Regions from separate parts of the Mus musculus genome. Here regions 1 and 2 are each linked to region 3. The links are chromatin loops, found by intact Hi-C in ENCODE. Cell type or tissue: heart. All regions are shown on one strand. Links, peaks and the distances in the headings refer to the core of each region. The heading gives the core; the rest is flanking DNA. Region 1 has its middle 17 kb from the start of Il5. Region 2 has its middle 4.8 kb from the start of Mir7671. Region 3 overlaps Gm12216 (predicted gene 12216).

The links. Peaks named below come from ENCODE experiments on the same cell type or tissue, not always from the same donor. Only the 100,000 strongest peaks of a DNase experiment are listed, where the experiment ranks them.
Region 1: it touches region 3 in a loop (4-fold over the local background); 21 of 42 quality-filtered maps call a loop at or near these places.
Region 2: it touches region 3 in a loop (4-fold over the local background); 37 of 42 quality-filtered maps call a loop at or near these places.

What each region holds. Positions count from the first base shown.
Region 1 is chr11:53,734,045-53,741,302 of GRCm38, reverse strand. No RefSeq gene overlaps it. Among named protein-coding and RNA genes, the nearest start is that of Il5, 17 kb to the right of the region's middle. In heart, for the core only: CTCF peaks have their summits at 3,507 (motif pointing left), 3,902, 4,110 (motif pointing right) and 5,538 (motif pointing left); DNase peaks (open chromatin) are centred at 3,522, 4,012 and 5,512; H3K4me3 peaks cover 350 bases; H3K27ac peaks cover 304 bases.
Region 2 is chr11:53,755,228-53,762,485 of GRCm38, reverse strand. No RefSeq gene overlaps it. Among named protein-coding and RNA genes, the nearest start is that of Mir7671, 4.8 kb to the left of the region's middle. In heart, for the core only: CTCF peaks have their summits at 3,600 and 4,282 (motif pointing left); DNase peaks (open chromatin) are centred at 2,435, 2,815, 3,405, 4,655 and 1 weaker place; H3K4me3 peaks cover 1,089 bases; H3K27ac peaks cover 1,747 bases.
Region 3 is chr11:53,846,581-53,853,838 of GRCm38, reverse strand. Gm12216 (predicted gene 12216) reads left to right here. Exons shown (of 4, transcript NR_033332.1): 2 at 3,729-3,834. It overlaps Gm30785 (a long non-coding RNA gene), which reads right to left. Exons shown (of 3, transcript XR_879845.2): 3 at 6,135-6,477. Among named protein-coding and RNA genes, the nearest start is that of Gm12216, 9.0 kb to the left of the region's middle. In heart, for the core only: CTCF peaks have their summits at 3,513 and 3,726 (motif pointing right); a DNase peak (open chromatin) is centred at 3,738; H3K27ac peaks cover 635 bases; H3K27me3 peaks cover 608 bases.

The DNA.
Region 1 (7,258 bases), core at 1,494-6,493, 110 kb after region 3:
AAAGATAATTTACAACCGGGCAGTAGTGGTGCACGCCTTTAATCCCAGCTCTTGGGAGGCAGAGGCAGGCGAATTTCTGAGTTTGAGGCCAGCAGCCTGGTCTACAGAGTGAGTTCTAGGACAGCCAGGGCTACACAGAGAAACCCTGTCTCAACACACACACACACACACACACACACACACACACACACACAAAGATAATAAGATAATTTACTTACCTTAAATGATTTTCAAAAGCTTCTAGGAGATGTTAATTGGCTAAGACCTCACCTTAAGCTCACCACAGGAGAACTTAAATCTCTGTCTGTTTGTATTCTCAGGGGGGATGCAAATACTAGTTCCCTGAACAATTAACCAATGATGGACAAATAGCTTTGCAGAAAGCAGAGGAAGGTATTAGCCAACAGCAGATACATTATATAGACTATGAGCAATGGTTGACTGTTTCACAGCAGTCCTTAGGCCAAAGGGACCATTAATGTGGATCCATTTTTCTTTGTCTCCAAGTAAAGTTTGCACGCCCTATTATGAAGCTGTTGCTGTGTTAATACAGAATTGTAGGATAGAGTCATGAAAGTATTTTGGCAAAGAACTTGATGAGACATTTATTTCTTATTTCAAACAGCAGTTAAATTGATAATTGCAGGATACTGATGTTTGACCTATTGCATGACAAATTTTTTAGGCAAATTTGATAATAATTATTCAAAAGACAAGTTGTTAGAATTTGCCTCTGTACATACTTTTGTATTTCCTGTAAATGTACACATGCAGCCCATAGAGAATGCATTTACTGTATTTACAAACTGCTCATCTAATGGGAGAGAAACATATGTGATTGGATCACATGTTTATTCTCTCGAGTTTCAACCCTGCTTCACGAATAATTGAATTACATGCTGTAGCTACTGTTTTTGAAATGTTGAAAAATCAAGCTTTTAATTTGTATACTGATAGCCAATATATAGCTCATGGTTTACAATTGCTTAAAATTGTTCCTTTTTTAGATACTGATAATTCTCAAATTTTACAGTTACTTATACTGATACAGCTTAAGTTAAGAAACATGTACTGTTCCTTACTTTGTAGGACATTTAAGGGCTCACACTGGATTTCCTGGACCCCTGGGCAATGGCACAGCAGATTTGTATCCCAGGCAGATTATAGGCCTTACAGGAACAATTAGCCAAACAATCTCATTCTTTACATCATCAAAACAGTAATAGTTTGAGACAATTTGGTATTTCTAGAAAATACACACATCAATTTGTAAAGACTTGTTCTCAGTGTCCTCTATTTCTTCATGTATCACATAATGATGTTAATCCTTGAGGACTCCTACCTAATCATTTATGGCAAATGGATGTTACCCATATTTACCTATTATCCTAAAGGACAAGGTATTGTGGAACAAGCCCATGGAACTTTAAAACAATATCTTCATAGAAAACAAAAAAGGAGGAATTATATCCCTATTCACCACAAAATTATGTAAATCACACTTTTTATTTTAAAATATTAAAATTTGGATGCCAAGGAAGTCTCTGAGTGTGGGAGGAGCATCTACTGGCGCTTCTGCCCTGGTTTTGCAAGAAAAAAATTACGAGTTCCTTATAACAGCAACAGATACTGATATAGAAAGGATAGAAATCTCTGTTTCCCATTTGCAAGAATCTCTAACCTCCTTATCTGAGGTAGTGCTTCAAAACATGAGAGGACTTGATCTTTCATTCCTTCAGCAGGGAGGATGGTGTGCAGCCCTCCATGAAGAATGCATCATTCAGGAGTTAGTAAAGGATTCTATGGCTAAAGTTCAAGAAGGAATAGCAAAAACGAAAAGAGAAAAAGAACAGAATCAGAGATGGTTTGAATCTTGTTTCTCCACTTCCTCATGGTTTACAACTTTAATTTTTACACTGCTTGAACCATTAATTATACTTTTTTTGCTTTTAACTTTGGGACCTTGTATCTTAAACAGATTGGTTGCCTTCATACAGAACCACTCTCGGCAAGCTCAGCTATCTATTCACCATGGCAGTTACCCATCGCTATGAAGAAATGCATTGAGCGCATATTCATATATCCTTCGTGGCTTTGGTCTGAATGGGAAAGAGTTTGCTATAGAATCCGGTAGTCAGAGATGGGTAAGAGTGTTCTTGAGGTCCTGTCAACCTAAGACAGAGACATACATCAATGCTATTCTTTTTTTTTTTTTTTTTTTTTTTTTCGAGACAGGGTTTCTCTGTGTAGCCCTGGCTGTCCTGGAACTCACTCTGTAGACCAGGCTGGCCTCGAACTCAGAAATCCTCCTGCCTCTGCCTCCCAAGTGCTGGGATTAAAGATGTGCACTACCACGCCTGGCTCAATGCTATTCTTGATCTCCATGACCGGTAAGAAGGAGCAGTATAGACACTGACCTAAGACAGTCACAGTCACCTGGCCACTCTTTACCCTAGATGGGATTCTGTAAAACAAGTAAATCTTGTGGAGTTATCCGCCTTGGTTGCACATGCAAGTTCCCACAGGAACATAGAAGAATAGACTGCCTATTGACCTTGCTTTGCAACATAATCCAGCTGAAACAAAGGATGGGTCTGTGGGCTCTCCCTATATAAACCCAGTGCTGAAGATTAAATTTGGAGCCTTGATCAGAACCTTGTCTTGGGTTCATTCTTCTCTCACCCACCCCACCCCCCATTTCTTTTTCATTTCCAACTCCCTTTTCAGGTAAACCTAGTTTGTCCATGGTCGCTGGATGGCTACAGTCTCTCACTGTACTGAGAGCTCATGACTAGAGGCCAACTAGCTCACTCCTGTCTTTGTCAGTCCAGCACTGGGATAACAGGTATGTGCTGGTTTTACAAATAGATTTTGGGGTTCTATTTAGGTCCCATGCTTATGATATATGCACTTGATAGACTGAGCCATCTTCCCAGTTCATAAATACATATTTTTTATGTGCACGTAATACCTTGCTACTGTAAAAGTATTGCCTCTACCAAGATACCACCATTTATTTACTTATTTATTTATTAATTTAATTTATTTATTTAGACAAGGTTTCTCTGTGTAGCCCTGGCTGTCCTGGAACTCACTCTGTAGACCAGACTGGCCTCGAACTCAGATATCCACCTGCTCTACCTCCTGAGTGCTAGGACTAAATGCATGTGCCACCAAGCCCAGCTAGGATATGGATAACTATTTTAAGTAGTTTTAGCACGTGTCTACCTTACGTGTTTCCAAGAGCCATGATAACCCCATTTTTAAAATGAGGTCCCATGAATAACTCCTTGTCTACAAATCTGGTATTTAGGACTCTTAGCTCAGTGTTCTCACAAGTTTGGGAGGTGAAAGCCATGGGAGAAACAAAACAAAATAAAACAAGACAAAACAAAACAAAACAAAAACAAAAAATAGGGGTGGGGTTGGGAGTAGGGAGTAGGGAGAGTAGCCTGGTGCTGTGTTGTTATTGTTATTGTTAAAGCCCCGACATGGTGCCCTCTAGTGGCATGTTGTAAAAAGCCACCCGGTCTCCACACTGTCTCTCCTCTAGTGGTTGAGAATGCCTTCAGTGTACAATGATAGAGGGCCGAGTAGGACAACCTTTCCTCCGCAGAACTCCCACTGCTTCCTGCTGGAGGATTAGGACGAGGGCAAGTGATTTACTTGTGTTTGTTTATTGAGACAGACTCTCATTGTGTAGCTCTGGCCGGCTTGGAACTCACTGTATAGACCATGCTGCCTTCAAATTCGCAGAGATCTACAGTTCTCTGTCTCCTTGAATGCTGCCTTCTCTCTGCATCTGAATCAGACTGATGCTAGGCATGGGCTGGTGTAAACTGGCAGAAGGTTGCTTATGTAGAAGGCAGACCTGGATCCCAGAACTCTGGGGAGGAGGTGAGGAAGGCTGGTGTCCAGCTATTTGAAGGCCTCTAAAGTGGGAACAATGAGGGGAGTGGAGTGGGCGCTGAAAATTAACATATCAGCCACCAGGGGGCGGTGTTGGATCTCGCCAACGGCCTGCCCAACTGGAAAGAGCACGGAACTTGGAACTTGGCTTCTTTTCTAATGTAGCAAAAGCACCTCAGCTTCTTGAGGGACAGCACTGAGCAGCCTCCAACTGGTGGGAATTTCGGCCACAAGAGGGAGATAGTGAGCTGAGCTCGTGGTTTCAAGGTTGATCTATTTTCTAAAAGACTTCAAAAGGCGAGCTTGGTGATGATACAAGCCTGGAAAGCCCAGGGCTCAGGAGACAGAGACAGGAAGATCACTCAGTTTAGGGGCCAATGACCCCTTGACTCAGAATAGGGGTAGGCAGTTGCATAGTGAGAATCTGACTGTAAAATAAAGTGCAGGGGCTCGCCATACTGCTCTCACAGAGGACCTGAGTTCTGTTCTCAGTACTTTGCTTACAACCGCCTGAAACTCCAGTTCCAGGGGATCCCGTGCCCTCCTCTGACCACCATGGGCACAAACACTCACATGGCACATATCCATATGAACACACGCGTGTACACACACACATGCATGCACTCATGCATGCACACACACACATACACATATAATTGTTTTGTTTTGTTTTGCTTTGCTTTGTTTTTGTTTTGTTTTCAAGACAGGGTTTCTCTTTGTAGGTCTGGCTGTCGTGGAACTCACCCTGCAAACCAGGCCAGCCTCGAACTCAGATTTGACTGCCTCTGCCATTCTAGTACTGGGATTCAAAATGTGCCACCATTGACCAGCAGTAAAATATTTTTAAAATAAGTTGGAGCCGGGCGTGGTGGCCCACGCCTTTAATCCCAGCACTCGGGAGGCAGAGGCAGGTGGATCACTGAGTTCGAGGCCAGCCTGGTCTACAAAGTGAGTTCCAGGACAGCCAGGGCTATACAGAGAAACCCTGTCTCGAAAAACCAAAAAAAAAAAAAAATAAATAAATAAATAAATAAAATAAGTTGGGCATGGTGGCACACACTTAATTCCAGCACTCATGAGACAGAGGCAGAGGCAGGCAAATCTCTGAGTTTGAGATCAGCCTGTTCTACATTGTGGGTTCCAAGACAGCTAGGACTACACAGAGAAACCCTGTCTCAAAAAATGTAAACTTTTTTTTTTTTGAAGAAAAATAATGAATCTAAAACAAAGTAAAAGAAAAAGAACAGGTCTGTTTGTGCTCAGGTGGAATTCAAAGACCAAGAGACAGCTGGTGAGTGTGGCTGTGCCAAGGGTCTGCGTTTTGTTAGGTTCCAGGACACGGCCAAAGCTCCTGACCGGCTAAGAAGGTCCACAAAACAAAACACGCAGCAGCGTCAAGAGAGACCTAGTGATCACCTCGACAGCACAGGCCCTGGGAAATTCTCGCTTTTTTGGCAAAGGCTTTGGACTTGGACCTTAGCAAGAGAGAATGTGATTCTCTTTGTCCAGCTTCGGGAAACTGAACACATGCAGAACACGGCGCTGTTTCACATCCATCGCACGCTCCTCCGCCGCACTCACCCTACCACCCTGTACAGCCGCTTCGTATGTGCGCTCACTGTCTCCCTCTACTGGAGACCATGAGCTAAAGCAGGGCTGTGTCTGATCCTGTACTGCCATAGATGCTCCTCAGGGACAAGTGACAGGTGGATGTGGAACATCAGTGCCCAGAGCCCAGTAGCCTGGGCAACTGGTCTGCTTCTAGTTGTGGCGATTCTTGCAAGGAGAGTCGCCTTGCTTACGAGCCTTCACACTTGGGATCATTCCTCACTTAGAAGCATAGATTTGGCCTTCATTCCAGACCACTGCTAAGAGTCCAGCCTGCCCGTTCGAAAGATGCTGAGGGCTCTAGGGGACCCTGTAAGCTGCCCTGCTTCCGCTCTTTACAGTGTTGTGAGCGTCTTTCTAGACATCCGAGAAACGGGAAGCATCGCGATGTATGGTGGGGTTTGAATAGAATGGTAGAAGACAAAACCCCATTTCTTCCAAGACAGAAAGAAGTTCCTGTTTGCTTCAGCTCCGGGTTTCTCCCACCTCGATTCAACAGGGGGAGGGGAAGTACCTTTCCAGGGGTAGAAAGTACTGGGTGGGAAGTACCCTTCCAGGGGTAGAAAAGAGCAGGCTCGGGCACTTTCAAACTGATTATTATGAAACCGGTCATATGTACGAGAGAAAACAGCACTCATGCCAACGACCTCAAACTCGATCAACTCAGAGGGCACCCCCTGCCCCACCACAGTGTCCAAATCCCCTCCTGCCAGAAGAGACATGAAACAGGTGTTTCCCCTTCCCTTCCTTTCTTCTCCCCTGACCCCTGAACCTCTGTGTCTTGACACTGCCTTGAGGCTGGCTTCAATCTCAAAATGTAACTGAGGAGCCCTTTGCACTTCTGGTCCTACTTCCGACGTGCCAGCACTGAGTATAGCGTGCTGGGGATCCAACCTAGAGCTTTGTGCACCCCAGGCAAGCACTCTTCCAAGGAAGCTACATCCCAGCCCCTCCTCTGAGTTAATCATTTCTTTGTTACCCTTTAAAGTTTTGTCACAGATGTAAATGTTCTGATATTATATATTATTTTATTTTGCCTATTCGGGGCAGGGGCTGCAGGGAACTTTTTTTGTTTGTTTGTTTCTTTTATCCTTATGGGTGCTTTGTCTGCCTGTATGTCTGGGCACCATATACAGAGTCCAGAAGAGGGCACCAGCTCCCCCTGGGTTACAGAATGTTGTGAAATGTCATGTGGATGCTGGAACTGGAACCTGAGTTTTCTGGAAGAGCATCCAGCGCTCTCAACTGCTGAGCCATCTCCTCAGTCCCTGGTAGTGAACTTTACTGGTGGTAATTGAGAGAATAGGGTTTCCTAACTTGTCTGGGTATCTGGAATGGAACTGTGAGGGTATATTCAGTGTGATGGAGACTGAATCCAGGCAGGGACTCCTCAGCAGCTGAGGGCCCCTCTCTTATGGTGTGGGTGGTCCATGGCTTCTTATTTCTTTTTTTTTTCTTTATTTTTTTGTTTTTGTTTTTTTGTTTGTTTGGAGACAGGGTTTCTCTGTGTAGCCCTGGCTGTCCTGGAACTCACTCTGTAGACCAGGCTGGCCTCGAACTCAGAAATTCTCCTGCCTCTGCCTCCGAAGTGCTGGGAGTAAAGGCGTGCACCACCACCACCCAGCTTCTTATTTCTTTTTTTTCCTTATTTATTTATTTATTTATTTATTTATTTATTTAATGTAATGTAAGTACACTGTAGCTGCCTTCAGATACTCCAGAAGAGGGCGCCAGATCTCCC
Region 2 (7,258 bases), core at 1,284-6,283, 92 kb after region 3:
CAGTACATGTGTGTCCATGCATGCCTGTGTGCAAGCTAGGGTTTCCAGTAGCCCAGGCTGGCTTCAAATTCCTGGGTAGCTGAGGCTGGCCTGGACCTCAGGATCTTCTCATCTTCCAGACCTCCTAAATGCTGGGATACGGGTACCAGCAACTGTGTTGGTTCATATCCACTCTTTGCTCGCTCTTTTCCTTATCCATTGGGAAGATTTCTCTGGACATGCTCAAGAAGAGCATCGCCCTTCCGTCCTGTCCAGCCTGCTAAGCTCAAGGCTAGAAACAACCAAACTTAGAGGCGGGCACAGGGACAACAGTCAAGCTGAGTGAATTGGAGGCATGGAGTGGAACTGGACTTTTGGATCCAGTCCCCTGGCCCCTTGCCCAGTCAGGTCCTGCAGATGAAAGAAGAGTCCCTCTCTAGGAGTGGACTCAGCCCCTTCGTGAGTGACTGAGCCCTACCCTCCTGTGGGTCCTTGGGCAGCTAGCAGACTGTTCTCATCCCTAAGGAATGTGATTTGTGAGCTTGGCCACTTCCTTCTGTCCTCAGAGGCTGGAGCTCCCTGCAGCCATGGATGGCTGTGGGTTGGGTTTGAATCTGAGCCAGGAAGCTTGGCAGGGAAGGGCCAGGATGGTGTTTTGGGGGAGTCAGAGTATAGTTCCCTCCCTTGCATCTTCAATCCAAAGAAGAATCTGGGGTCAAGGGAGGCAGGGTCACCCCAAAGCGTATATTTCCTTAAATCCTTGGATCTCCCTCTTTGCAGCCATGGCTTTCAGAAAAGCAGGAATCAAACTCAGTAGACCTCCAGCCCCTCCTGGTCCAGAAGAGCTGGGGTCGGGGCTGGCAGTAGTGGTGACCATCTGAAGACAAGCAGATTGTCAAGAGGGAGGCAGGCAGATAGGTCAAGTGATGGCCTTTGCTTTTTTCCAGCCAGGTTCAGGATTGCCATGCCTGCAAGAGGGCTAAGGAAACTCTAAATTCTGCAAGAGCGGAGCTTGTGCTATGCCCGCAGACCCTGGTGACTCAGCCTGGGAATCCCGATGCCAGGGCCTGCCCCAGAGATGAGAGTGCCTGGCTGCCATGGCAGCAGTTGAGGGGGCCCCAGAGAGAATGTTTTATTGTACCCCCTTTCGTGGTGAGGCAGCTTTGTTTTTTATTTTTTTTCAGATTTAATTTTTAAGATCATTTTTATATGTATATGTATTTTCTTGCTCCTCTCCTGCCCCCTCTTGCACGTGTGTGTGTGTGTGTATGTAACATACTCAAACATGTGTGTGTACAGTGCTCAAAAAGAGACCAGAGGAGAGTGCCTGATTATCTGCAGCTGGAGTTTCAGGCTGTGTGCAGGGATCCTAACCTGGAGTCTCTACAAGGGCAAGTGTCATTACCACTGAGCCAGTATTTCTGAGTTAAAGAACCAACTGACCCTAGCTCATAAAACAGGCCTGGGAGCAGGCCTAAAAGTGTCTGTGCTGGGTTTCACTAGGGGGCATATTTGTGTATGTGTGTGTGGGGGAACAGGACAAGAGGAAGGTGCATCCTGCTTGCTACTGTATCCCCAAGGGCCAGCATAAAGCAGGTACCCTATGGGAAGTAGTGAAAGATGGATTGGAGGGAGGGTGGATAGGAGGATAGGGTAGGGGATGTATAAATGGGTGGGTAGGAGGGATAAATGAAGAGAAAGATGGATAGAGTGGAGGCTAGACTGATAGGCAGGCGGATGAGTAGGAGGAGAGACAGGTAGATGGATGGGACAGTGGATGAGGAGATGGGTGGATAGATGGTGGGTGGATGGATAAATGGATCACTGCGAGGGCAGGGAGATGGTGAACTCAGCAGGTCTTAGCAGTATGTACATGTTCCCTGAGATAATCTTAACAATAAAATAATTTCTACAAAAAACGTACGCTGCCCCGGTAGTAGGGAATGAAGAGTGAGGCTTCTCTGCGTGGCACTGGGGTTGTTTCTGCTCTGCTCTGTTGTTCCAGCGGGACCTCTGCTCCCTTTCCCATCACCTCCCCCCAGACCCCCTTTCACCCCTCCCAACTCCCACCCCCACCCCCTCGTCAAGGTAAAAGAACAGAAGACAAGGGCTTTTAGGTTCATGCTAAGTGGCTCTCTTCCTTCCCTGGAAGGACTGGCTGAAGGGAGGACTAATTAAGACCGACGTGCGAGATTCCAGTCCTTTTTCGAGATTCCAGTCTTTCTCCACCCCAGTGTTAAGATTCAGACCAGACGGGTGTGGGCGGCAGCCTCTGTTTACTGGGAAGAAAATAACAAGCCCCCTACGGGGAGCAGTTCTGTGTTTAATCCCTCGCCCCGCCGTCGCTGGGGCTCCAGGTGCCGTTCTCACTTCCCCTAGGAAGCTCACAGCTTTCAGATCACTGGACTCCAAGGGTCATCAGAAGGCTACTAGTGGAGATGCTTCCTCCCCAGGAATTCACCCCCTCCACCTGCTGCTACCCAGGACACAGGGACAGGCCGGCTCCAGCTCTAAAACCTCCTACCCATTTTCTCTAAGACCCACAGAAGGAACTCCCACTCTACCTTCCGAGCCTGAGCCTGAACTCTCCCCACGATCCCATATGCTGCTTGCTTGTGTGTGTGTGCGCGCGCGCGTGTTTACAAATCTAATACACTACCAAAACAAAAAACACCTGTCTGGCAGCAGGCAAGAGGTTGTCAGAGGCCCCCACACCCACCCTGCCTGGAGAGTCAGGAAGAAAGACTTGCTGGCTTCCCGCTGGATGAGTGACAGGCCACAGTGAGGATCATTTTGTCAGCCAACCAGCACACAGTGCTGCACAGGGAGTGTCCTGGAGGACTGGGCTCTATCAGTGAAGCCAGAATGAACTATGGCATGCTGGGAGAAGAAGCTGTGAGCCAGGGGGGACCTGTAGTGACTCGTCTGTCATTCTCAGGAAGCAAAACCCATGCCTTAAGATTCCACAGGAATAGAATAGAGTGCCTTGGACAGCCGTGTGTGAGCCGGGGTGCCAGTCAGTGACTTAGGCAGCTTCTTGTAGAGCGGGGACTCCAGTCTGAAGACTTAATGCGTCTGATTGACCGTGGGTTATGTTGTTCAGTAAGACAGCCATCACTAGCCTATATAGAAAGTCTGTAAGGGTAGAGGGAACTTGGTTACCTCCCACAGAAGGTCCAAGTGTACTCCGCTTACATGTATGTGTCATACCTGGAGTGTGAGGCCAAGAGACAGATGCCGAAGGGGTGGGGACAGGGTGCCTCAGCCAGTGTTCACAGATGGCTCCTCTGAGGAAGTATCAGTCTAACCAGGCTTGAAGCATGAGGCAAAGTCCACAGACCAAGGGATAAAAGAGGCCTTCGTTGGGGGAGGACAGCAGAGAAAGGCCTGGAATTTAGGCCTTTTCCCACATGGCTTGTCCTGGCTGCCTCAGAAACGCTCCAAGGCTGCAGAGGAGGATTGCCCACCAGACCTCCAGGGAGAGGCAATCTGGGAATCAGCATTTTTAAGGAAGCAGGGACCAGCTCTACATCTGTGTGTGCCTGAAAGTTAGTGCCTCCTTAAAAGTTTGTTGTGACTGCCTCACCCTAGTCCAAGACCCTGCTGCACCCTAGAGGTGGGGAGGGTAGCAGCAGACGCTTCTAAGGGACCCTCCGTGGAGGATCAGGGGTGTGACTCTGGTTTGTTTTGTTTTGACTTTTTTATTAAAACAAACAAAAAACCAATCACATTCACAGATTTATGTGAGGATGAGAGAAGGTACCCACCACCCTGTATGTGTGTGTCAGTTGGAGGACAACTTAGCAGAGTGAGGCTCTCCTTCCACCATGAGGGGCCAGAGTTCAAACTCAGGTAGGCAGCTGGCAGACGCGCTTTAATCTTCTGACCATCTCATGAGCCCCTGTAAGTCAGGGTTTGCCAATCCTGGGTATCTTGATCAGAACCAGAAGACAGGAATTTGAGTGTGGTTGGGAGGCAGCAGAGGCAGGAATGAAGCCTTTGGGCCTTCCCCAGGCCTTCTCTCGTTCTGGGACATGGTTTAGAGAGTAGAGCAAGAGGTCAAAAGGCCTCAGCTTGCCCCAGAAATGCCCTAGTAATTGGTGATCGCAGCTCGAGGCTAATGTGATACCCGAAGATTGCTCGGTCTCGTCCTTTGCACTCTGGCTCTGTGGGTATGGCAGAGGAAAGGGAGAAGATGGTGGCCTGTGCTGCTGGGTGGGGCTTGTCAATTGGTCCACAGTCCCTCTGTTGTCCAGCAGAACTGCAGTGCCCTCCTGCCTTAGATCCCCCTGAACTTCAGCCCCTGTGGCTGCAGCTCCCCCTATTGGCAAGTTTCTTTTTTTTGTTTTTTGTTTTTTGTTTTTTTTCGAGACAGGGTTTCTCTGTATAGCCCTGGCTGTCCTGGAGCTCACTTTGTAGACCAGGCTGGCCTCGAACTCAGAAATCCGCCTGCCTCTGCCTCCCGAGTGCTGGGATTAAAGGCATGTGCCACCACGCCCAGCTATTGGCAAGTTTCAAGAACTACAGTTCCCTTTTGGGGGGGGGGGGGAAGCAGGTCTAAGGGTCCAGGGAAGAGATAAATATATGGGGCTAATGCTGCCAAGCTGGCGCGAAGGGCAGGCATGGCAGGTGGACTTTGGCTAAAGCAGATAGGCTTGTGCCTCCTGGTAAACAGCATCTACTTCCTGCTCAATGGCCTTTGAACAGATGCCAGAAAGGCCAGGACCCAGGCAAAGGTGGAGATGGGGTTTTCTAAGGTAACTGCTAAGGGACAACAGTTCACATGGAGGTCCCCACCCTTTTATTGTCCACACGACCCAAAGAAAATATTCATGAGAGGCTGAGCCCTAGTCTCTGTCCGTGGGTGCAAGCACACCCATAGTTCCCCTGAGCTAGACCCGGGATTCACAGGCTTCATACCGAGCTGGAGAGCTAGGCCTATGGAGGGCCTTTCCCTCCAGCACTATAAAGAGAATAATACCAGGGAGTGGAGGCACGCACCTTTAATCCTAGCACTGAAAGGCAGAGGCAGGCAGATCTCTGTGAGTTTGAAGTCAGCCTGGTCTACAGAATGAGTTCCAGGACAGCCAGGGCTACACAGAGAAATCCTGTCTTGAAAAACCAAAAGGAAGAAGAAGAGGAAGAGGAGGAGGAAGAGGAGGGGAAAGCTTTGGAGAACATTTTAAAGATTTATTTATATTATTTATATGAGCACATCACAGCTGTCTTCAGACACACCAGAAGAGGGCATCAGATCCCATTACAGATGGTTGTGAGCCACCATGTGGATGCTAGGAATTGAACTCAGGACCTTTGGAAAAGCAGTCAGTGCTCTTAACCACTGAGCCATCTGTCCAGCCCCTGGAGAGCATTAAAGTCAGTTGGAACTAAATATTGAGTTGGAGGCTGGACTGAAATATATGAGACCCTATCTCAAAACAAACAAACATCTGGGACTTTGCCTATAAGGACTGAAGCCACCCCTGGCTCTTAGGAGTACAGGCCAGGGCTTCTCCCAAGGAAACTTCTGTCACTAGCCTTGGCAGTGTGAAGGGGACTATTGTATTTAGGACTCGGAGTAGACCTTGGCAAACAGCTCCCAATCCTTCATAGGGCATCGAATGCTCTACACAGCAGAGTCTCAGAACTCTCAGCCACAAGGCTCTCAGTCATCTAGGACAAACCTGCAGGAGGAAAGGACAGTCTCCAGGAAGACAGCAACCTGGTGCCTGGCTGCTGGAACTGCTCAGGTATACGTGGACCCTCATTCTGCCTTCAGGCCTGGTGCATCCCCTGAGAAGACAGAAGCCATTAGTGCCAGGAGCTGTGTCACCAGTGTGAGGAGGCAGAGCCATCACACTGGGACTTAACGGGGAGGGGAAATCAGCTCACAGATACCAAAAAGATGTGATGCTCAGAGAGCCATGTGGCCTCAGAAGGCTCAGATTTCTTTTAACAAACAGGTCTGGGGAAGTGGCTGTGGTTTCACAAGCCTGTCATCCTAGCCCTTGGAAAAGGAAGCCGGAAGCTTGGGAGTTCTGGACCAGCCTGAGCTTCCTGAGACCCTGTCTCCCCAAACCAAAAGAGAGTTGGGAAGATAGCTCATTGAGTAATGTGCCTGTTGCACAAGCAGAAGGACTGGGTTCTGGTTCCCGGCACCCATTAAAAGGGCTGTACATGCCTGTGTCCTGGTGTTGGGAAACCAGGCTGTGTGGAAACTGGGGATGCACAGGTCAGCCAGTCTAGCCGATCTGTGAGCTTTGGGTTCAGTGAGATGCACTATCTCTAAACAAATAAATAAGATGGAAGCCGGGTGTGGTGGCGCACGCCTTTAATCCCAGCACTCGGGAGGCAGAGGCAGGTGGATTTCTGAGTTCGAGGCCAGCCTGGTCTACTAAGTGAGTTCCAGGACAGCCAGGGCTACACAGAGAAACCCTGTCTCGAAAAACCAAAAATAAATAAATAATAAATAAGATGGAAGGAGGTAGAGGAAGGTACTGCAAATCACAAACACAAACATGTATAGACACATTCATAAGAACACATATCCACATACATGCATACGCATGTGCACAAACTGCAATGTTAAAAACAGGGATAGGAAGCCTTTGGGCTGTGTTGCTAACTTCACCATCACATTTTGTGTATTCTGTGTGGGCCTGACAGCCCCAGCAGCCAAGGTATGCCTGACTGTCCCTGGGGTGGCACACTTGTACCAGGTCAGGGTTATTGTCATTGGGTCACAAAGCTCCCAGGATGTGCTGGGTAAGCTGATCTCTTCTAGCTTTTTTTTTTTTTTTTTAAAGATTTATTTATTTATTTATTATATGTAAGTACACTGTAGCTGTCTTCAGACACTCCAGAAGAGGGAGTCAGATCTCATTATGGGTGGTTGTAAGCCACCATGTGGTTGCTGGGATTTGAACTTCGAACCTTCGGAAGAGCAGTCGGGTGCTCTTACCCACTGAGCCATCTCACCAGCCCCTCTTCTAGCTTTTTAAAAATGTATTTGTTTGTTATTTGGTGTGTGTGTGTGTGTGTGTGCACGCATGCGCGCACGTGCATGCGAGCATGAGTGCACAGGTTCAAGAGCACAATGTGCACACGTAGTGGAAGCCAAATGAGGTCCTTGGTGTTTTCCTCTATTGCTCTCTGTCAATAAGAACCAGAAGCAGCCGGTTCGGCTAGGCTGGCCAGCCAGGGAGCTCTTGGGCTATTCTGTTTTGCCCTTCTCTGCTGGGTGACAGACAGTTGTAGCTATGTCTGGCTCTTTATGTCT
Region 3 (7,258 bases), core at 925-5,924:
TCAGTTAAACCAAATGCTCTATCGCTCTGTGTAAACTTCCTTGTAACTGAAGGCTCCTATAATAACCCTGCCCTAGAATAGGAGACTGGCTAGAGGAACATGGAAATTGAAATTGAGCTGCTGAGCACCAGTGATGTAGCTCCGTTGGCAGAATGCTTACCCACCTGCACAAGAACCCTGATGTTCCATCATCCCCTCCACTGCACAAACCCAGGGATTTGGAGGGAGGGATGCTGGAGCCACAGCTCAGTCATTAAGAGTACATGCTATGCAATTATGAGCATTGCAGCTTAAATCTCAGCACCCACACCACATGCTAGGTGTCCCATGCCTACTTGAAACTTAGCTTTGAGGGCACTGGAGACAGAAGGATCCCTGAGCTTCGCAGCTCCAGTTTCAGGCAGATACTCTGCCTCAAAGGAATAGACAGAAAATGATAAAGGTGGGTCCCTAGTCCCCTCTTCTGGCCTCTGCGTGCACCCCATCACATGAACATGCAGAGATAGGCAAATCTAAAAATTAAAAAGTGTGATAGCAAGCCCCTCTAATCCCCCAGCTTGGGAGGCAGAAGCAGGAAGATCAAGATCATGCTTGGTTACTTGAGTTTGAAGCCAGCCTGAGAAACATGAGACCTTGTTTCAAGAACCAGTGTGATGGAGATATGGCTCAGGAGTTACGGCTCCTCTTCTAGAGGTTCAATTCCCAGCACCCATATGGTAGCAAACCACTGTCTGTAGCTCTAGTTCCAGGGGATCAGTGTCTTCCTTTGGCCTCCATGGGCACTGTATACATGTGCTATACAGACCTACATGTAGGCAAACATCCATACATACATGTAAAATTTAAAAACAAACAACAACAAAAACTTGAGAGTTTGAGGGATGGCTCAGTGGTTAAGAGCACTGGCTGTTCTTCAGAGGAGCCAGGCTCAATTCCCAGTACCCACATGGTGGCTCATGGTTCCATCACTCCTGTTCCAGGGGCTCTAGTGCTTTGTTTTCTGGCCTCCACCTGCACCAGGCATACACATACCATTTGCAAACAAACCATTTTTATATATTAACACACATACATACATAGACACACACACACACAGAGTGAACTTTCCCCTGCCCCTAAGTCTGCCAGATTTGCCATCTGCAGGCAGGCCTTGGTCTCTTTATGCTCTTAGAATCCAGTTAGGCCCCTGTGACCCTGCATGCAGCAAGGGGACTGGAGCAGGGGGCACATTGCAGGGAAGCAGCCTTCCTAATCATCTCCCAGTCTTTTCCGGGTACTAGAGCTGGCTCTTCACTGAAGCGAAGGCTGCTCTCTGACACACAGCCTCATCATCTCCCACTGCTGCTATCCAGGTCTTAGGACCTGAGTTCGATCGCACATAAGAGAGAGAAGCAAATTCCACAAATTGTCCTCTGTCATTTGCTCATGCACACACCACTCGGTGGCTTAAAATAACACAGTCATTATTTAAGGGTTCTGGAAGAGTCTGGCAGTATCGAATTCTTTCAGGAACCCCTAAGGAGGAACTGTGATTAATACATTCACCTGAATGCTCTCTCCTTCTCAAGACACTCACTCACATCTGCATCACCCCCTTGTCTGTGTGCAGGAGCATATGACAGTCTCAGGAATTCAGACATCCACATCATTGGAGAGATGATTGCCTTTCAACTCACTACCTAGCATAATCTTTTAAAAACACACATCTGAGCACATTATTCCTCTCTGCCCAGGACCCTGAGAGTTGCTGTGGTTCACAGAGGATACGACTGTTTGGCATCAAGTGCACTGAAAGGCTGGCCACGCCCCTTCTTAGCCGCCTGCTGCCTCCACACCGCTTCCTGTCTGTGACCTAACCTGTACACAGAGCATGCTCCCTACTGCAGGTCTCCACCCCACCCAAGATGTCCTCACTCTACAGAGAGTAGCAAATATTCCTGTGGTAACACTCTAGGCGGCAGGGACCACAGTTACTATGTAAAGACTCCATAGGAGCTAAGAGCCTGGCTAAAGCTTGCCTATGATTGTATCCCTAGCAGGTGCCCGACATGCAGTTGCAAGCAAAACCTGACATGGTCAGGGAGCTCTTGAAGACAAAGGAATATACACGAGATTTGTTTGTTGATCTCGTTTTCTACCGCCTATACTTTGCTCGTGCTCAGCATGTGTGTCTGTGAGTGTGCATGTGCACATGTGTATTATGGATGTGTGTGTGTGTGTGTGTGTGTGTGTGTGTGCATATACAAGGCATGGTGAATGTGTGAAGATCAAAGGACAAGTTCAGCCTATGGTCCTCACCTTCCACTTTGCTGGAAGCAGAGTCTGGGTTGGTTGCCTCTGTGCTGTGCCCTCCTGGCTAAGTGGCCTGTGAGCTTCTGGTGATTCTCCTGTCTCATCTCCTGCTTCCCCATAGGAGCGTTTGGAGTATAGATGCATGCACCACTGCACCTGGCTTTACATGAGTTCTGGGGAATCGAACTCAGGTCTTGATGCTTGCTTGTTTGCTTGCTTGCTTGCTTGCTTGCTTGCTTGCTTGCTTGCTCCTGTGCAGGTACTTACCCACTGAGCCATTGTGTAGCTCCTGCTCCGCATTTACCATCTTTCCTGTGTTACCTCTAGTAGTAGAGTGGAAGCCCTGAGAGGAGAAATTTATCTTGTGTGTATGCATCTCTCACCCCAAATACCAGGGCGGTGCTGTATTCGTGAAGATGTGGGAACAGCCTCCAGGGTACTCAGCATCTCCAGGTTTCCATTTCTCACCAACCTCTTTGAAATCAGCTGATATCCCCATTCTTCATTTTAATCACCCAGCCTAATTTTGACATTAGGCTGACTGGTGGAGACCTTTTAAAAAACATTCACCTGTTGCTCTGAGGATTCAATAAATGAATAAAAGCCAAGCATGTGGTCTACAGCTGCGTGTGGGTTAGCTGCTGTCATTAAGAAATGTCTGTGGGTTGGTGTGTTAATCTTAGCTCTTGGAGGGCTAAGGCAGGTAGATCTCTGAGTTGGAGGCCAGCCTGGTCTATACAGTGAGTTCTGTGATAGCCAGGCTATGTAGAAAGACTTATCTTGGGGTTAGGGGGAGAAAAATAAAAGAAAGAAAAATTGGATGGGACTGGCAAGCTTGCTCAGTGGGGTAAAGGCACTTCTCTTCTACCCTGATAATCTGAGTTCAATCCCCAAGACCCACAGAGTAGAAGGAAAGACCAAATTCCTGAAAGTTGTCCTCTGACTTCCACACACACGCTGTAGAGCATACATGCCAACACACACACTCCCCTCCCAAGTCGACGAATACATACATGTAATATTTTTTTAATGTTTATACTTGCCAGATGTTGCGGCACTTACCCCCAGTCTCAGCACTTCGTAGGATGAGGCAGGGGGATCACAGGTTTCAGGCCAGCTTTGATATCAAGGTCTAAAAAATAAAATTTAAACAGCAGCTAGGTGTGGTGGCCTGTGCCTTTTAATCTCTGGAGGCAGAGACATCCAGATCTCTGTGGGTTTGAGGCCAGCCTGGTCCACAAAGCAAGTTCCAGGCCAACCAGCGCTACACAGCCCAGTCTCAAAATAAAAATAAAATAAAATAAAATAAAATAAAATAAAATAAAATAAAATAGAAAGGGCAGGGAGGTAGGGAGGGCCAGAAGAGCTTGCTTTGGTGGGTGGCTTTAGCTGAGTGCTCTGGGTCAGTCTTAAGTGTTTCTATGTCTGGCCTGCAGGTGGCAGCATGCCCCGGGCCTCCTTGTGATGTCAGGAGGCTGGACAGCCAAGAAAGAAGAAAATGGACTCCCTCCTTCTGAAGACTTGCCTGGAAGCCAGCCCCGAGTGAGTGTGAGCTTTTGCAGCCTCCTGCGTTAGATTGTAGGCGCTGATGTGAACCACATGTGTTCTGTGTTGGAGTTGTTAGTTGATATTCACAATTCGTCTACAAAACCATAATCTGTGAAACCAGCTATCTTTTTAATGTTGCAGGGAATGAAGGACTCCGGGTGGGAGTGGGGAAAGTGCACCCCAGTAGCTCAGCAGGTGTGTGGTATGTTGGAGTGTGAGGTATCTGTGCTAGGCTCTTTAGTCGCTCTCACAGCTGCTCTGTAGTGCTTCAGGGTCCACTGGGGACTTATCCTGGCTCACCAGATCCCGATTTCTGTCAGCCCTAAGGCCAGACTACTCCCTTGATCACCCCACCCACAACCCATTAGTTTAATAGCTTACTTACCCTAAGACCTTATTTGTGCTTCAGTCCTTTGAGGGGCTGGAGAGACCTCAGGGGCTGCGAATGCTTGCGGGTGGAGAACACATCCTTTTCTTTCTAGAGGACATGAGTTCCGTTCCTAGCTCATAACCCACCCCTGGAACTCCAGCTCCAGAGACTGATGTGTTCCTCGGGCCTCTCATGGCACACACACACACAGCTGTGCACATGCACAGGCACAAAAAATAACGCTTTAAAGAAAACTCAGTGGACTTGAATGGGCTGGTGGTCTATTTTTTTTTAATCCCATTTTGTTAGTGTTTCTACCAAATGTTGTATTGTTGTTGAGATTACCTCTGCCTTTTCATGCCAAAGTCACTGCACCCCTCCTTCCTTCTACCCGCCCTCCCTGAATTTCACCTGCTGGGCTTGGTGTGATGACTGTCCCTCAGCTGCGATCCCTTTAAGTCCCCACCTGAGAAGGTTCCTGTGACATCAGCAGCAACCTTGGTGGTCCCTGTTGCTCAGCCCCAACCTGGGTCAGCTTTGCTCCACACTGTCTTCATCCTATGGAATTCCAGACACTCAGCTGGAATGTTGGATCTTAATTTTACCAAACACCCTGCTTAAGAGAGAGGTTTTGCTGGGCGGTGGTGCTGCACGCCTTTAATCCCAGCACTTGGGAGGCAGAGGCAGGTGGATTTCTGAGTTCGAGGCCAGTCTGGTCTACAGAGTGAGTTCCAGGACAGCCAGGGCTATACTGAGAAACCCTGTCTTGAAAAACAAAAAACAAACAAACAAAAAAAGAGTGAGGTTTTTATGGTTGGAAGAAAGAGGTATTTTGTAAATCAAGTTTGCTTTTTGTCTTTTGCCTAAAATTACTAATTTTTAAAAAGTATTTAAATTTGGGCCTGGGCATAATAGTTCATATCTTTAGTTCTAGGGCTGCAGGCTGATCTCTATGGGTTTGAGGAAACCTTGATCTACATAGTAAGTTCCCAGACAGCCAGGGCTACGTAGTGAGACTCTCCAAGTATGATCGCTGTCTTCAAACACTCCAGAAGAGGGCATGGGATCCCATTACAGATGGGTATGAGCCCCATGTGGGGGCTGGAATTGAACTCAGGACCTCTGGAAGAGCAGTCAGTGCTCTTAACCGCTGAGCCATCTCTCCTGCCTTCCAAAACAACTTTTTAATTGATGTATTTTGTTTACAATCCAGTTTCTTTCTCCCTCTCCTGCTCCCTCCTACCTTCACCCCTCCTTCCTCGCTTTGTTTTTTTTTTTGTTTTGTTTTTGTTTTTGTTTTTTTTGAAACAGAGTTTCAACAGTAGCCCTGGCTGTCTGAGAACTCACTCTGTAGACCAGGCTGGCTTCCAACTTATAGATCTGCCTGCCTCTGCCTCCTAAGTGGTGGGCTTGAAGATGGGCACCATGCAGTTTAGTTCCTTTCTCTTCTCTCTCTTAAATTGTCTTCATTTGTTTGCTGTTTCATTTTGGCTATCTGTGGCAGTGGGTTTATTCTCAAGCACAGTCAATAGCCTAGAGAAAGAATTACTACCAGGAGGAGGGGGATGGACGTGGGGTGGCTCAGCAGGCGAAGGTGCTTGCCGCCAAGTCCAGAGACCTGAGTTCAGTCCACAAGACCCACATGGCAGAGAGAGAGAACCAACTCCCACAAGATGTTCTCTGATGTCCATTGTGGTGCTTACAAGTGCACACAGACAGGCACACAAAATAAAATGGAACTTCAAACATGTTTTTTTTTTTTTTTAAAGATTTATTTATTTATTATATGTAAGTACACTGTAGCTGTCTTCAGACACTCCAGAAGAGGGCGTCAGATCTCGTTACGGATGGTTGTGAGCCACCATGTGGTTGCTGGGATTTGAACTCTGGACCTTCAGAAGAGCAGTCGGGTGCTCTTACCCACTGAGCCATCTCACCAGCCCCCAAACATGTTTTTAAACAGCTAATATTAGGGCTGGAGATGTAGCTCAGTGGTAGAAAAAAAAACAACGGCTGGTGGTGGTGGTGATGTTATTCTTTAGTTAGAAATACAGAAGTCAGGGCTAGGGGTGTCACCCAGGGAACTGGCCTACCCTGAGTTTCATTCCCAGCACCTAAAAAAAATGAGAGAGAGAGAGAGAGAGAGAGAGAGAGAGAGAGAGAGAACGAACTGTGACTTACAGAACAAGTTAGGATGCCCCAAGACCCCTGGTTTCTTACCCCTTTGGCCTCCAGTGGATGGGAGATGAACCACATTTGTCTTCATACTGACCAGAAAAACAAAGTGAAATTAACGAGAAACAAAAACATAATCTTCAAACTATACCTGACTTTAAACTTACTATCCTTTATTCAACTGTCTGTCCCGTTTCTTTTAACCCAAATTGTTGAAACACCCTGGCCAAACTTCCCTGATCTGCATGATTCAGATTTTACTGGTTAAGGGTTGAAGTCGCATCACAAGAGCCAGAATGCTTGCCTAGGATGTCCAAGTCTGCATGCTTCGGCCCCAGCACCACAAAGTTAACAAACAAATTACCAGTTAGAGGACAGATGGTGCAGCTAGCTGGTAAAATGTGTCAGATTCCATTCTGCAAACTGGAAAGGGTTGTTGGTGGTGGTGGTTTGGTTTTGAGACAGGGTTTCGTCTCCCTGGCTATCCTGGAACTCCCTTTGTAGACCAGGATGGCATCAAACTCACAGAGACCTACCTGCCTCTGCCTCCCAGGCTGGGATTAAAGATGTGCCCCGGGGGCTGGTGAGATGGCTCAGGGGGTAAGAGCACCCGACTGCTCTTCCAAAGGTCCGAAGTTCAAATCCCAGCAACCACATGGTGGCTCACAACCACCTGTAACAGAGATCTGATGCCCTCTTCTGGTGCGTCAAGACAGCTACAGTGTACTTACATATAATAAATAAACAAATCTTAAAAAAAAAAATGTGCCCCACCACCTCCCAGCTTGGAAAAGTTTTCTTTTAAAACTTGAAAAGCCCTCCTCTGTACCGAGGTTTTGCGACACATTTGAGGGACTCACACCAACAAACACT